Linked DNA regions of Homo sapiens: region 1 is linked to region 2. Evidence: read pairs that join two places in POLR2A ChIA-PET (ENCODE). Cell type or tissue: A673. All regions are shown on one strand.

Evidence for each region. Peaks named below come from ENCODE experiments on the same cell type or tissue, not always from the same donor. Only the 100,000 strongest peaks of a DNase experiment are listed, where the experiment ranks them.
Region 1: POLR2A ChIA-PET joins it to region 2 with 14 read pairs; 3 of 35 experiments call an interaction of 5 or more read pairs at or near these places.

What each region holds. Positions count from the first base shown.
Region 1 is chr11:72,755,311-72,763,310 of GRCh38, reverse strand. It overlaps STARD10 (StAR related lipid transfer domain containing 10), which reads left to right. Exons shown (of 7, transcript NM_006645.3): 3 at 3,930-4,077; 4 at 4,678-4,781; 5 at 5,427-5,544; 6 at 7,558-7,610. Among named protein-coding and RNA genes, the nearest start is that of ARAP1, 6.9 kb to the right of the region's middle. RefSeq lists an enhancer at 249-458. In A673, no CTCF peak of the experiment used is centred here; a DNase peak (open chromatin) is centred at 4,110.
Region 2 is chr11:72,665,852-72,673,851 of GRCh38, reverse strand. The region is part of intron 1 of PDE2A (phosphodiesterase 2A); the gene reads left to right. PDE2A-AS1 (PDE2A antisense RNA 1) reads right to left here. Exons shown (of 3, transcript XR_001748293.2): 3 at 3,936-4,022. Among named protein-coding and RNA genes, the nearest start is that of PDE2A, 4.6 kb to the left of the region's middle. RefSeq lists enhancers at 1-234, 235-861, 5,172-5,231, 5,286-5,790. In A673, a CTCF peak has its summit at 6,224 (motif pointing right); no DNase peak of the experiment used is centred here.

The sequences.
Region 1 (8,000 bases), 89 kb before region 2:
CCCATTCCTCATCAAACATTCCATTTACTTGTTTATTCATACCTGTATAGACTTTGGTTTCCTATTTTATTCGATGGAATATCTACAGTTATGGTCATTATTGAGTTTAATATGCAGCTTATCTCAGATTGAGCCCATGGTAGAGTGATCAACTGTCCTAGCTTGCCTGGGACTGGGGGATTTCCCAGGATGTGAGACTTGCAGTGGTAAAACTGGGGAAGTCCTCGGTAAACCTTGAAGAGTTGGCCACTGTGCCAGGGGAAGAGCCCTTCAAGCTGGTTCCGGTGTCCAAAATCTCTATCATTCTTTGAGTATTTGCTTACTTCCTGGCACAAGAAGATGTTCCATGCTCATCTTATACTTTCTCTGACCCAGCCCTGGAATCACCCATTTTTCCAAGAAGACCTAGAACCAGGGACCTTTTGAGTAGCAGGCTATACCACACCACGGAGACTGAGCCAGATGGAACTCATTCACTGCCCACAGGCCACACTCTTGCCTGCCTCTGCACCTTGGCTGGCTGTTCTTTCTGCCAGGGGCACTTGGCAAACCCCTACCTCCTGCACTGAGATTCTCCATGAAGCCTGATCCCCCGACCCAGCCCATGGAGCTGATTTCCTTCTTATGCCCCCAATGAGCACTTTAGGACATCTCCCCATTTCCAAGGTGGGCTCCTCCTTTCACTGCAGACCTCTCAAAGACAGGCCTCGAATTCATCTCTGACTCTTCTGGGCTCAGTACAGGGCTGGAGCTGGGGGCTGCTGATTAAATGGTTGGATCTAGTTATGCCCCATTATAGAGCAGAAAGGTAAATGGGGTAGAAAGGGAGGGTGAATTGTTTAGGGTGACACAAACAATATTGCAGTCTCGAGTCTGTCCTTGAACCTTGTTTTTCTTAATCCTATAATGGGGCCAATATCCCAGAGCGCTGCTGTAAGAATAAAATAATGTGTATAAAGCACTTAGTGTAATACCTGGCACATGGTGGGTGCACCTGTCAGTATTGCTGGGGGACCTTTCCAAATTGTTTTCATTATTTCAGAATTAGTACTATACATGTTAGATAATAAGAAATATAGACAAGTGGCCGGGCACAGTGGCTCACACCTGTAATCCAAGCACTTTGGGAGGCCGAGGCGGGAGGATCACCTGAGGTCAGGAGTTTGAGACCAGCCTGGCCAACATGGTGAAACCCCGTCTCTATTAAAAATACAAAAATTAGCCAGGCATGATGGTGGGTGCCTATAATCCCAGCTACTCAGGAGGCTGAGGCAGAAGAATCACTTGAACCCGGGAGGCGTAGGTTGCGGTGAGCCAAGATCGTGTCATTGCACTCCAGCCTAGGCAACAAAAGCGAAACTCCATCTCAAAAAAAAAAAAAAAAAAAAAAAAAGAAAAGAAAAGAAAAAGAAATACAGACAAGCAAAATGAAACCATCACATTCCTATCTATCATTTAGAGATCTCCACTGTTAACACCTTAGCAATTGTGCTTCCTGAGCTTCCTCTATGCGTATATTTTTTTTCCCCCAATTGAGGTTATGCTGCTTTTTTTTTGTTTGTTTTTTAAGATGGAGTCTTGCTCTGTCACCCAGGCTGGAGCACACAGCATGATCTCGGCTCACGGAAACCTCCACCTCCCAGATTCAGGCGATTCTCCTGCCTCAGCTTCCTGAGTAGCTGGGATTACAGTTATGTGCCACTACGCCCAGATAATTTTTGTATTTTTGGTAGAGATGGTTGGCCAGGCTGGTCTCGAACTCCTGACCCCAAGTGATCTGCCCGTCTCAGCCTCCAAAAGTGCTGGGATGACAGGTATGAGCCACCGCGCCCAACCTATTTTGTAACCTTTTTTTAGGCAGCAGTTTCCACCATTTTGTTTCTGTAAATTTTCAGTGCATTTGATACTCTGATCATGTTCACTTTTCTCCAGTTGTCCCAAAAATCCCCTTTATAGATGGTGTGTCCAAATCAGTTTGCAATGCAGAGACACACTTTACATGTGGTTGTTATGTCCTGCCAGTCAGTCCCACCCAGCCCCTTTGTTTACGTTGACCAGTAGAAGAGCCTGGGCCAGGAGTCCCGTGGAATGATTCACTGTCTGGCTCTGTCTGGTTGCATTCTCATGTGGTGTCACTTAGCTCATTCCTCTGTCCTCTGTATTTTCTGTAAACTGAAGTTATATCCAAGGCGTGATGGGTTTCTTGGTGCCTAGAATAGCTAGCAGGTGTCGGTGTGTCCTTCCTGCGGCATCCCACCACCATTAGTGGGGCCAAGGCCTATTCTGGGATGAGGGGGAAGACAGTGTGACCTCTCCCTCATATGGTTGCTTATCTCCTCTTGTGAGTGGAAAAGTATTATGTGAGGGTTCCCTTGGCACTGTCTAAATGCCAGTTCTGGGAGATCTTTTTAAACTACACAAGAAAACTTGTCCATTTGCTGAGAGGAACTTGATCTTGGGGATAGGGCACTTGGGTAAAAAAAAAAAAAAATCACAGAACAAGGATATTGAGTTTCATCTCACTGAGTGCAAACCTAGGGAAACCTCGTTCTGATTTTACTTGCTTTCCAGACATGTGATCTGGGTTAAATCCTGGCTCTGCTACTTACCAGCTGAGTGACATTGGGCGAGTTACTTAACCTCTTTGAGCCTCAAGTTCCTCCTTGGATTTCTTATCTGACAGAGTTGTTGGTGAGGGGGTTAAATAAAACAAGGTGTCCTTGGCCGTCTTCTACCCAGATGGAAAGCTCTTTGAGGGCAAGGCTAATACACAGTAAGAAATCCAGGCTGGGCGCGGCGGCTTATGCCTGTAATCCCAGCACTTTTGGAGGCAGAGGCAGGTGGATCACAAGGTCAGGAGTTAGAGACCAGCCTGGCCAACATGGTGAAACCCCGTCTCTACTAAAAATACAAAAAATTAGCCGGGAGTGGTGGCAGGTGCCTGTAATCCCATCTACTCAGGAGGCTGAGGCAGGAGAATCCTTTGAAACCGGAAGGCAGAGCTTGCAGTGAGCCGAGATCACGCCACTGTACTCCAGCCTGGGCAACAAGAGCAAAACTCCGTCTCAATAAATGAATGAATGAATGAATGAAAAAAAGAAAGAAATCCAGGCCGGGTGTGGTGGCTGACACCTGTAATCCCAGCACTTTGGGAGGCCGAGGTGGGTGGATCACAAGGTCAAGAGATTGAGACCATTCTGGTCAACATGGTGAAACCCCATCTCTACTAAAAATACAAAAATTAGCTGGGCACGTGCCTGTAATCCCAGCTATTCTGGAGGCTGAGGTAGGAGAATCACTTGAACCCGGGAGGCAGAGGTTGCAGTGAGCCAAGATCGCGCCACTGCACTCCAGCCTGGGTGACAAGAGCGAAACTCCATCTCAAAAAAAGAAAAAAAAAATCCAAAGATGTTTGTTGAAGGAAAAACAAACAAACAAACCACAAATAAGAGGACAGGTGGTATGGCCGCGTGATAAGTACCAGGGAGGAAATAAATCATCCACTTTGGCATTCGACTTTCATTTATGCTTTCATTTCATTTAACATGTAGCTATTCCAGGCTCCAGGCTGAAGCAACCATGAGCCTCTGCCCACGAGGAGCTCACAGGGGTCTGGGAGGGCACAGACATAGAGATGCATTGTGTGGGAGCCCAGAAGGTCTGGCTGGGAAGGCTTCCTGGAGGAGGAGACTGGGCTGAGTCGGGGGAGATGGTCTCTGGATACAGAGGCTGTCTGTCTCCTGGCACAGGTGGCTTTTTGGGGAGCTGGACAGGGCTTGTGGCAAGAAGGAAGTCCATGCTGGTTTCAGAGGCCCCTGTTCTTTGCTGTCCTCTTTCTCTTCCTCCCCCTCTGCCTGTCTGCCTTCTGGTCCCCTGGCCAAGGCTCTGAGCCCCATATGATCCTGACAACCCATATATCTTGTCTGCAGTGCCGGATGGAGTGCTGTGATGTGCCAGCCGAGACACTCTACGACGTCCTACACGACATTGAGTACCGCAAGAAATGGGACAGCAACGTCATTGAGACTTTTGACATCGCCCGCTTGACAGTCAACGCTGACGTGGGCTATTACTCCTGTGAGCAGGCGTAGCACGCTGATCCCAGTCCCCTTGGCCTCCATCCAGGCCTCCCACCAAGCCTCCTCTTCCCCCCTCCCTCCTGTGGTTACTCACATGACCAAGCTGCTCGGAGACTTGAGTGCTGAGAGATAGAGCTGCCCTCCCTGTCCACTCCTAGACCCTTAGGCACACACCCATACACTTACAAATACATATGCACTCACATGTTCACGTATATACATACACACATAGGCATACACTCAATCAGGCACACAGCCCCCACCCACATGCCACATAGTCCCAGGCACACATTTTCATGCACACTCATACTGTTTTTCTCTTGTACACTCACGTTCACGTAGACAAACCAGCCAGGCCAACAATGTAAGGGCTATGTGAGGCTGTAAGGAGCAGGGCTGGCTGGAGACAGTAGGGACAGGTCTTGCCCTGTCTCTTTTCTGGCTCCAGCTGTGGGACTGTGGTCTGGGAGGGAGGTGTATCTTTGCACTGGAGAGCTGGCAGTTAATTAGGCATCCCTGCATCTCTGGCCTCTGCCACACCCTCCCTTGTAGGCAGGTGGACCAGTGGTCTGGCTGAACTGTCCCTTGCCCCCCACAGGGAGGTGTCCCAAGCCCCTGAAGAACCGTGATGTCATCACCCTCCGCTCCTGGCTCCCCATGGGCGCTGATTACATCATTATGAACTACTCAGTCAAACATCCCGTGAGTCAACCTGCCTTCCCTGCGGTGGAGCAGGGGAGAGGGTCAGGCAGCGCAAGGCTGAGGCTGCCACCATGACTTCAATATGACTTCGGGCAGGCATGGGCCCACTGGCCCTCAGTTTCCTTCCTGTACAGTGAGGATAATGGCTCCTCTCTCCCTGCTGGGTCTCTTGAGCAGATCAGGAGAGGGCAGTGTGGCCACCTCTGTGGCAAGTGGGTGGGATGGGCTGACTTCGATTGGTTGGGCTCTGGGACAGGGAAATGAGGAACAAGAGGTGAGAGGCAGGGTCCTCTGGTCCTCCCTGAGGCTAAGCCACCTTGATCTCCCTGGGCAAGGACAGGCAGGTATAGCTGGCCTGGGCAAGGGTGAGTGTGTGTGTCTGTGAGTGCCCATATGTGCTCATGAGCCCTGACCCCAGACTGGGGGCTTTTCTGAGGGGAACAGGAAAAGCTTCAAGAGGGGCTAGGATGACCTACTCTGGTTCTTCCCTTTCTCTGCACCCAGAATCAGGACTGATCTGTAACAGATGTCACGGCATGTGAATTAACTGTATGTGTGTGTGCGCGTGCGCGTTTGTGTATACTCACAAAAACATCTTCTTTGCCCCCACCCCGAGTCTCACCTCCCTGTGCCTTCCATCCCCAGAAATACCCACCTCGGAAAGACTTGGTCCGAGCTGTGTCCATCCAGACGGGCTACCTCATCCAGAGCACAGGGCCCAAGAGCTGCGTCATCACCTACCTGGCCCAGGTGGACCCCAAAGGTGAGGGCTTGGCCCTGGCAGCCTATCATGGGATCCTTCCCTATACCACAGGGGTGGGGCCTGATCTACTAGGGATCCAGAAGGGCATCTGTTAGGAGCTGTTTTGCATTTTGGGGCATTTCCATCCAAAGCCTTCCTTGAACCAAGGCTTGGGACTTTACAGTGGTTTGAAAAGAGTGGGCCAGGGAGGTGCCACTGCCCCACTGATGAAGCTGGGAGCACTTTTCCTGGGCTCTGCCGTCCCCATGCTCTGCCTTGTTCCCTGCTCACTGGCTGTTCCCTCTGCCTGTCCTGGATGCCTGGGTTTTCTAGGCCTTAGTCTTCTCTCCCTGGGGATGGCTCAGCCACCCCTGTGGCTTCTGTCACAAGTGGCCATGTCTCTCTCAGCTGAGATTCAGATTCCTGTGGCCATCGGCCACCTGGACATCTCCCTTCGGATGTCTTCCAGGCACCTAAGCCTCGTTGTGTCCAGTGGGGAACTCGCCATCTTTCCTCCTAACTTGCCCCTTGCCCTAAGTCTCCACTTTTCAGTCACCCATGCCCAGAACCTGCCATCATTTGGGGTCACTCCCTCTTCCTCAGCCAAATCCAGCCATTGATTTTTTTTTTTTTTTTTTTTTTGAGACAGAGTTTCACTCTTGTTTCCCAGGCTGGAGTGCAATGGTGCAATCTCGGCTCACTGCAACCTCTGCCTCCCGGGTTCAAATGATTCTCCTGCCCCAGCCTCCCGAGTAACTGGGATTACAGGCATCTGTCACCACCCCCAGCTAACTTTTTGTATTTTTAGTAGAGATGGGGTTTCACCATGTTGGCCAGCCTGGTCTCGAACTCCTGACCTTGTGATCCACCCACCTTGGCCTCCCAAAGTGCTGGGATTACAGGCGTGAGCCACCGCGCTTAGCCCCCGTCACTGATTCTTATTGATTCTGCCTCCTCCTCGGCAGTTCCTGAGTCTGGCATTTCTCTCCATACCAACTACCTTGTCTGTGTATAACAGCGGCCAGAGGAATTTCTCTAAAACACTTATCTCCTCATGACTCTCATCTGCTTGAAGTTACTCTGTGGCTCTCCATTGCCCTCCAAGAAAAGCCTAAGCCCTGTCCCAGGTCTCCTGGTGTCTCTCACACCTCACCCATCCCCACTTCTGTGCCCAGGCAGCCCTTCCCCGAAGCCTCCCCTCCTCGCCCCTCCAGGGGTGCTGTGGGTGTCACCTCCTGATCCCTGACACTCAGGGGAGTCACTGGCTCCCTGTTCTGTAGTCCATTCCCCTCTAGTAGAACAGTCGGCTCCTGTTGGGCCCCCAGTGAGTTCCTCTCTGGGTCCCCAGGGCTGGCCCAGGGTGGGTGTCACAGTGAACATGGAGTGAGTGAGTGAGTGAGTGAGTGAATGACTAGAGGATGGGGAAGCCTTGAGCATCCTTGCCTGGAAATGCTTCAAGCCCCAGAGCGCACAGTGGTCCAGGCCTAGCACTCCCCCGGCACCTCATTGTGTTGGGTGTCAGAGGTGGAGTGGACACTTGGGAATGAGATAGGGTGGAGAGCTGGGCAGTGGATTCCAGGTCAGGCCAGGCTGGGGTGCTCAGCCAGAGGCCTGTGTGGTCAGGGGAGGACTTGGAAGGACAGGCAGGGGAGGGGCTGAGCGTCAGGGGCATTCCTGGGAGGGAGGTTAGGTTGAGAAGGGATGTCAGTGTGATTGAGTGAGGCAGCAGGTGCAGCAGGGTGGGTCAGAGTTTCCACCCATGTATAGCCTGTGCTTACCTAGGACCCTGTGGTTTTCTTCCACGTAATCTTTGAGGCTGGGCAGAGGGAAAGTGGGGGACAGAGCTAAGCCTGAGGACTTCGGTCTGAGGTGGAAGGGAGTGAGGGTAAAGGCTTGTAGGACTTGCCTCACACACCTCCTCCTCATGGGGAAGACAGTGGCCTCCCTGGAAGCTCTGGGCAGAGGGTGGGGCTTTTGTCAGGGGCGGAGGGGCTGGGTCCCTGAGGCTGCTTCCTCCCTTCCCTGCCCTCACAGGCTCCTTACCCAAGTGGGTGGTGAATAAATCTTCTCAGTTCCTGGCTCCCAAGGTGAGTGGCCTTGGGATTTTGGGGAGGGGTGTTGAAGACTGGAAAGAGGACTATGGAATGAGGTGGGTGGAGTCAAGCCTGGAGCCTGAGGGCCAGGCGTGGTGGCTCATGCCTGTAATCCCAGCACTTTGGGAGGCCTTGGCAGGTGGATTACCTGAGGTCGGGAGTTCAAGACCAGCCTGGCCAACATGGTGAAACCCTGTCTCTACTAAAAATACAAAAATTAGCTGAGTGTGATGGTGGGTGCCTGTAATCCCAGCTACTCGGGAGGCTAAGGCAGGAGAATCACTTGAACCTGGAAGGCAGAGGTTGCAGTGAGCCGATATCATGCCACTGCACTCCAGCCTGGGCCACACAGTGAGATTCCGTCTCAAAAAAAAAAAAAAAAAA
Region 2 (8,000 bases):
AACCGGTTCTTCAAGGGCTGAGGGTGTATGTGGGGAGGGGGAGGTCTGCCAAGTAGTTGGGAGGAGCTCTCGGGGCTGCAATAGGCTGGTTCAGGACCCGGAGAGGGAGAGTGTCTTGGCCCACCAAGGCTATGTGTGTGTGAAGGAGGTGGGGAGGGGGAAAGATGGAGAAAATATGAATAAGAGTGGCCCTGGAGCAAGAGAGGGTTAGAGGTAACCACCTTCCATGGAATTGGGAATTGGGGTTCAGGGACACCACTTTATGAAACTTTACCCCAAAGCGTCTGTCCCAGGATAGGGTTCTACGGAGCCAGATGGAATATGGTGCCAGCCTCGTGTGTGTCCACGTGCAGGGGGGTGCATGTGCAAGTGAGTGGGGGGCGCCGTGGCGACACCCCTCTACTAAGGGCTGCCGAGGTGGTAGGCAGGGTATGTGTGTGTGTGTGTGTGTGTATACATGTGGAATGTAAGGGACATGTTGGGTGTAGAGGGGCCTGTAGAGCTCTAGGGTCCTTGGTGGTTGGATGTAAAGCAGCCTGTCAGAGTTTGTGATCATCCCTGTGTGAGTGAGAGTTTATTCGCATGTGTCTGAGTGTGAGTGCAGGTTGGTCTGCATATGTATGTAGGTGTGTCTATTAGGTTGAGTTTGTATATTATGTGTGTTGTGTCTGCAAAATAGAGTGAATCAGTGTGCATTTTTTATCTGTTCCATGTGCATTTATGTGTGTGTATTTGTTAGTGTGTGAATAATAGCATTGCTGTGTGTGGAGGTGGATGTGGCTGTGTGCGTATAAGTATTCTGGTGTGGGTGTGTGATCATGGTGCTAGTGTGTATATCGGTGCTTCTGTGGCTGGTGTGTGTGTGTATCTATATGTGTGTATTCATCTGAGTGTGTGTGGGTGGCTGTTTCCTTCCCCTGGCAATTGAGGATACAGCTGGGACACCATGGCCCACTGATGCAGGGCAGGGAGGGGCTGAATGTATGACCGCCTCTTTGAACTCAGGACAATTCATTCTACACCCTGTGGGAAAGATGCAGAAAAGAAATAGGCAATAATGACTCTGCCCTCTGGGGCTTCCTAAGCTTCTTAGACATAAAATAGCTTGAGAATAATTAAGCAGTAGAGATCAACGTCATGCTAACAGGTGGGGGTGGGGTGGGAACTGCATAAGCAAAGGCCCTGGGCTGGGCATGTCCTGGAGCAGTGAAGACACTGTATAGAGTGGGGGGCAGGCAGGACCCACATTCAATAGAACTTTAAGATCCAGGACTCTTAGGCTTTATCCAGAGAGCCCTGGGGAGCCCAGAAAGGTTTTATATAGGGGAGAGACATGATCAGATTTGGGTTCTAGAAACCTGCCCTGGGCCAGGCATGGTGGCTCATGCCTGTAATCCCATCACTTTGGGAGGCAGAAGCAGGTGGATCACTTGAGGCCAGGAGTTTGAGACGAGACTGGCCAACATGGTGAAACCCAGTGTCTATTAGAAATACAATAAAATTAGCTGGGTGTGGTGGCACACGCCTGTAGTCCCAGCTACTTAGAAGGCTGAGGCATGAGAATATGAGAATCGCTTGAACTTGGGAGGTGGAGGTTGCAGTGAGCTGAGATTGCCTTACTGCACTTTAGCCTGGGGGTGACAAAGTGAGACTCTGTCTCAAAAGAAGAAAAAAAAAAAGAAGAAGAAAAATAAAGAAACCTGCCTCGGTGGCATTGTCTGGGTTGAACTGGAAGAGAGAGGTGGGGCCAGGAGGCTAGAGTGGAGGCCAAGCCAATACAGGGGTCAGTGAGTTCTGGAGCTTTTTGAGAACTTGGGAAAGGCTGGATAGATGAGAACAGGGAAGGGAATGTCTAGGTGGCTCAGGCTTGGACTGGGGTCAGGGGTGTAGTGCAGACATCTCAGTAAGTCAGGATCTCATGAGGGAAAAGGCTCATGGAAGGCTCAGGAAAGCTGGGCGTGGGTGGGCTGAGGTAGTGGGAGAGATCTTTGTAGTGTTTCTAGCTAGGATGCAGAGGGTCAGAGATCATGGAGCCATCTCTTGCCAGACAGGGAAACTGAGACTATGGCTTCATCACTACCCTTTGGCTGCAAGGCTGGGGCTCAACCTCTTCATCAGACCTGACCCTCAATATCATTCTCCTTCAGGCCCTGCCCGGAACCTCTTGGTTGCTGAGCTTGGTCAGCTCAGTGAGGGTTAATTGTCTTTATGCTCCCTGCACCCCCACCCCCCGCAGTCATTCCCCCTGCCCACCAAGCAGCTCCTGCCACTCTTCCTGCTTCCCACTCCAGCCTCCTGTCCCCAGGGACTGCTGATGGCTTGGCTGGGATCTAGCCAAATGGTGGGGGGTGGGGGCGGGGGTGGGGGGAAGAGCTCCCAGCAGTCCTTTACCCCTTGGTCTTAATGGACTGGGAGTCTCACCCTCAGCCATGCTGCTGTCAGGCCAGGCCTGCGCTCCCCGGGCTTCTGCTGCTTGGGCCTATGAAATCTCCCGACTCAGCATGATTCCATTGCTGCATTCATTCATTCAACCACTCAACAGGAACTTCTCAGTAGCTGCTTGGTGCCCACTTGGCTTGTCACCGGGGACACAGAGCAGACACTGACTGAGTCCCTGTTCTCAGGGAGTGCCCAGTCTGATGAAGGAGAAAGAAATGGAAAGCTGCAACCCTACAGGGTGAGCAGTGCTGTGTAGGAGGTGGGGGGCCCACAGCAAGCCTGGGCTTCAGAGGAAGAGACATTTGAGCCGGACCTTGAAGGATGGGTAGGAATCACCCAGGCAGGGAAGAGCAGAGGGAACAGTTTGTGAAGGTGGGTAGGAAAGGCACAGGGCTAGGCACCTGACTCAGTGCAGCCTCTGGGTGGGAGAAGACAGTAAGGGCGTTTGGGTCATTTTCTAGCAGTTGTTTTAGTACTCTCTACAACTTGCCCTGCAGATCTATCCAGCCTGCTGTTTGTATACCCCCGGACATAGGATGTTCATCTCTTCCCTCCTGGGCAGCCCTTCCCTTGTGGTGGTTATATCTGTCCTGGGTCTTCTCCGCAGGGCCCAGCAACTCCAGGCTACCCAGCCTGGCCTTATGTCCTTTCTCCGTCCTGTGTCACTGTCCCCTGAAGTAGGGCCAGGCTGGGGCACAATGATCCAGGAGTGGCAAGAACACATCTAGGCAGAGAGTGGGAGAAATGCGCAGCCTTTATTAACAAAAATCTGAGATGGGTGCAGGCCCTGACTCCTCTCCAAAAATAATGATAAAGAAGCAGGCATGGTCAAATAAGGGAGTGAGGACAGACAGCAGGAAGAACTTCCTACCAATGCAGAAGGGCTGTGAGTCTCTTGGTTTTATGAGAGTGGGCTGTACGTGTGAAAGGGAGGGTCTCAGAGGACAAGAGGGGGAATTGGAGGCAGAGGCACTGTCAGCCTCTGACTCTCCCATAGGTGAGTGAGTGAAGTCATCCAGGGAGAGGGAACAGAGGAGGGAGATCAGGACTCATCATTCATTCATTCAGCAGCCGTTCACTGGCCCTACCAAACATGACACCCCTGGGGGCAGATGGACAGAGCCAGTGACCACGTGGATGGAAGCTCCGAGTCTTTCCTACCTGTGTTAATGTCGCAGGAAGGTATTTAGGAGGAGGGGCCATTGGGGCTGGCCTTATAAGGAAGAGCCACTTCAGGCTGAGTTGAGGGACAGCACTAGGAAGATGGAAGAGCATTTGCAAAGGCCTCAAGGTAAGGGCAAGCAGGATTTTGTTCACTTAGCACTATAGGAGTTCAGAGTGGCCTAGGCATGAAGTGCCAGGCTGGGGGGAAGCCCTGGGCCGTGGTGGAGCAGGAGAGGAGTGGGGAATTGAGCCTAGACTGTAGGAAGCACTTTCTTCCGTGAAGGTGTCTCCAACAGGCTTGATGTGTAGGCATTATTGTAAGTTTGCAACTTCTTGGTCTCTCCTGGTGCTCGTGACCAGAGCTTGCTGAGGGACCCAGCCTTGCTTGAGAAAGGGGTGTTCAGTGAACAAAAGAGACCCTGGAAATGAGAGAGAAGCAGTGGCTGAAGAATGTGGGCCCCTTCCAGAAAGTGGCGTGCAAACAAATACAAAGCAATATGCAAATCAGCTGGCTAGGGCTTGGCAGCTTTGGTTGGAAGAAATGAGCCATCACCCCTTATTATGCCGGCCTCCTACCCCCTCTGCCCCAGCCTCCAGGACAGCCGGAACAGCCTTGTCTGCTCCTTGGAGCGCCCCAGCTTTTCTGAGACACAGGATTGTGGCCTCCAGGGTGGTGGCCGTGGGCTCCCTGTCAGCACCCTCGTCCTCCTGGGAAGTCGATATATTTAGTAACAGAAATGTTTTCACACATTTATCTCCTATTGTTCAGCTGCTTGCTCCCTGGGAAAGGCCAGGTCCCCAGTGATGTGACCCACTTCTTGAAGTCCCTGAAGTCACCCTTCTCACTGCCCCCCCACCCCGAAAAACAGGAGGCAACTGGGGCTTGGTGCAGCAGAACAGATTTGAGTCAAATATCTGGGAGGACTTCCCAACAGTGTGGTTGCTGAGATGTGTGGACCCTGGATTTCTGGGCTTTCATTCTTTGGATGGTTGCCTTGGGCGCAGAGGAGGCTTTGAAGATAGAGCAGAGAAGGTGGCAGACAGGCTTATGCTCAAATTTCAGCATACTGAAAGATGTACTGTTACTCTGTAGCTGTGTGGTCCTGGGCAAGTTACTTAACTTCTCTGAACCTTGTGTGAATAGTGGGGTGGAGATAATTATCCTTTCTTGGCAGGATGATTCTGAAGAATCTGGAAGTGCAGAGCTTAGCCCCTGGCATGCGGCAGGTGCTCACAAAGGTTAGCTACTGTCATTATGAACCACCCACGATCAGCCACACTTTCAGAAAGATTTAGCGGGGCCTGGAGAGGGAGAGACCAGAGCTAGGAGCTCAGGGCTGTCATCGTGTGGGAGGGACCAGGAGGCCTGAAACAGAGCTGTGGTTGTGGCTACGGTGAGAAGCACAAAGCTCTGTGGGAGGGACCGAGGTTTCTCAGAGAAGTGTGGCCACCTCATTAAGTTGTTCTGACTGGTCTGAGACCAATCCCCAGATAATACAATGGAAGAAAGGGCTTGGTGAAGAAGGGGTTAAGTCTGTGGCCACACCCATGCAGTCTGTGAGCCATTCTGGGAGCTGTAGTCTGTTGTGAATTTGCAGTAAGCATAGTTTGTACTGCCTCTTTTGATCCAAATCCACACCCTGCTGCCAAGGCTGGCCGAGGGCCGGCCCTGGTGGGTGCTGGGCTGTGTGGAGCCCAAAGGTGAAGCAGCATCGACCTCTTCCCTCAGGGACCCCCTGGCTTGCTATGTGTTGGGGGGTGCAGGTAGGAGCAGGGATAGAAGTATTAAGCCATAATTACGACTTCTCACATGTTCACACAGAAGTTTACAGCTTCCTGAGCACTGTTTCCACACCTGTGATCTCATTTAATCCTCACCACAAACCCAAGAGACTGCTGTTTTCTGGATGAAGAAACAGAGGATCCAGGAGGGGAAATCGCTTGCCCACAGGTATTCAGCCAGTGGAGCCAGACCTGGGGCACAAATCTGTCTGCTTCCAGAGCTCCTGCTCTTTCCATACATTACTGTTCCAGATGGCAGACAGGCAAGATGTGGACAACTAAAGTTGGATGTGAGACATCTCGGCAGAGGAACAGCTGAGCAGAGAGCTGCTGATTCCAGGCTGAGAGTTTGGACTTTGTGTTGTGGCCCACCAGGATCCACCCAAGGGTTTTCTGATTAGAGCTGAGCTTTGAGAGAATTGGTCTTGCAGCTTAGGCTGAATGGATTGAACTGGAGAAACCAAAGTCAGACTGAGGCTTCTAAATCCCATCCTTGGTGCACCCAGCACTTTGCTGCTGTCCCTCCTCCATGCTTCTTCTCAGTTTCTTCCTTCTCCTCTCCTTCATCTTCTTCCCTCACCCTTTTTTTTTTTTTTTAATAGAGACAGTGTCTTGCTGGCTGGAGTACAGTGGTGCCATAATAGCTCACTGCAGCCTCAAATTCCTGGGCTGAAGCTATCCTCCTGCCTGGGCCTCCCAAAGTGCTGGGATTACAGGTGTGAGCCACTGCACCCAGCTCATCTTCCTCTTTCTCTCCTACTCCTCTCTGCCTCAGGCTGAGGAGTGATGACTTTTATACCATAGAGCTGTGCTGTAATATCACATGTCTCCAGAAGGGGGTGCTGTCACATACAGTCCATTCCAGCCTGAATCTTCGTTGTGTTTGAAGGGCCAGTAGAAGTGTTGGACAAGTGGCAGAGATGAAGGATGGAGAGAAGGATAGCCCATTGTTCTCCACCTCCATTGAGCCCAGGACATGAGGGCCCTGCTGAAATGGCACTGGGAGGAATGAAGGCTGAGGAGAGGTTGGACCCCAACCAGAAGGGACAGACATACTGAGTTAAGCCAGAGGAAATTTTCTCCTCATGGTTCTGGGACAGGCTAAGATTTGGAAATGCATCTAGAATGACATTGCAGTTGGGGTCTGGGTTTCTTTTGGGTCATGACTTGCTTGATACTGAGGTGCTGGGGATATTGCTTGTGTCTCAGTGTGTGTATGTGTACCTGAATGTGAGCTTCCAGTTGTGCATATGTGTATGCTGATCTGAGAGGGTGAGAATGTGTGGGTCAGTGTTCGTATAAAAGTGTGAACATACTCACATGTGTGAGCATGTGAGTGTCCTTTTTTTTAGTTTAGTTTTGAGACAGGGTCTCACACTCTCACCCAGACTGGAGTGCAGTGGCGTGATCTCGGCTCACCGCAACCTCCGCATCCCAGGCTCAAGCTATTCTCCTGCCTCAGCCTCCTGAGTAGCTGGGACTACAGGCATGCACCACCACACCTGCATAATTTTTGTATTTTTAGTAGAGATGGGGTTTCACCATGTTGGCCAGGCTGGTCTTGAACTCCTGACCTCAAATGATCCACCCACCTTGGCCTCCCAAAGTACTGGGATTACAGGCATGAGCCACTGCACCCGGCTGTGACTGTCCATCTTTATGTCTGATTTTGGTAAACAGTTATATGCATGTGACTGTGGCTTGTGTGTGTGTACATGTATGTAGAGTGCCATATACATATGTTCTAGTGAAACCGTATGTGTGTTCCCTGTGTATACAGATGCCTGTGTCTCAATGTGAGCACAGGGATGAGGGGATATGTGTGTGTGAAGGCCCAGACACCTGCTGTGCTAACCTTTAAGGCCGCGCCTAATGTCTGGCTATTCAATACTTTTTCTCCTGGGTCGCGCTTTCCTGTAGGTAGAGACCCTTGAAGGGCTGGGCTTCCTTCAGGGGACTCTGGGCCAGAGTCAGGCTTTGTGTTCAGTCTCAGGTTGGGCCAGCCAGGGTCCTAGTCTATCGGATTGGGCAGCTAGACATGGCTGGGAAGTGTCTAGGTTCCATTCTCCCCAGGAACTCTTAATGGTCACACTTAAAGAGTTTCAGGGACTCCCAGCACGGTCCTCTTGTACTGATGCAACTACTGAAGTTCAGAGAGGTGCAGTGATTAACCCAAGGTCACCCAGCAGGACCCAGGATGAGATGATAGGGCTTGCAGCAGAGAGGGGAGTGTCTGACCTGGAAGGCTGCCCTCCCTCCAGCCCCTAGAGCAGGTGGGGAGCTCAGAGGAGAGCCAAGTCTGTGGTGTGAAGCCACCTCCTGCACCTGGCTATTTCCATGCCTCCTGGGCCTCAGAGGCTGCCTTTGAAGTTTTTACCAGAGCTTCTGCATGCTGTGAGATTCCTCCTGGGGACGTGTGAAGTCGACTGTTCCATGGAGCATGGAGACTCGATGGAGAGGAGCCCAGTGGTGAAGTGAGGCCAGAGGAGGGGCTTCCTCTGGAAGCCTCAATTTCTTCTTTGCAGTAGTTGCTTTTTTTTTCGTGTTTTTTTTTTGTTGTTGTTTTTTAGGTTTTCACCGTTCTAACATTCAAGGCTTTCTCTGTTATCTCTCTT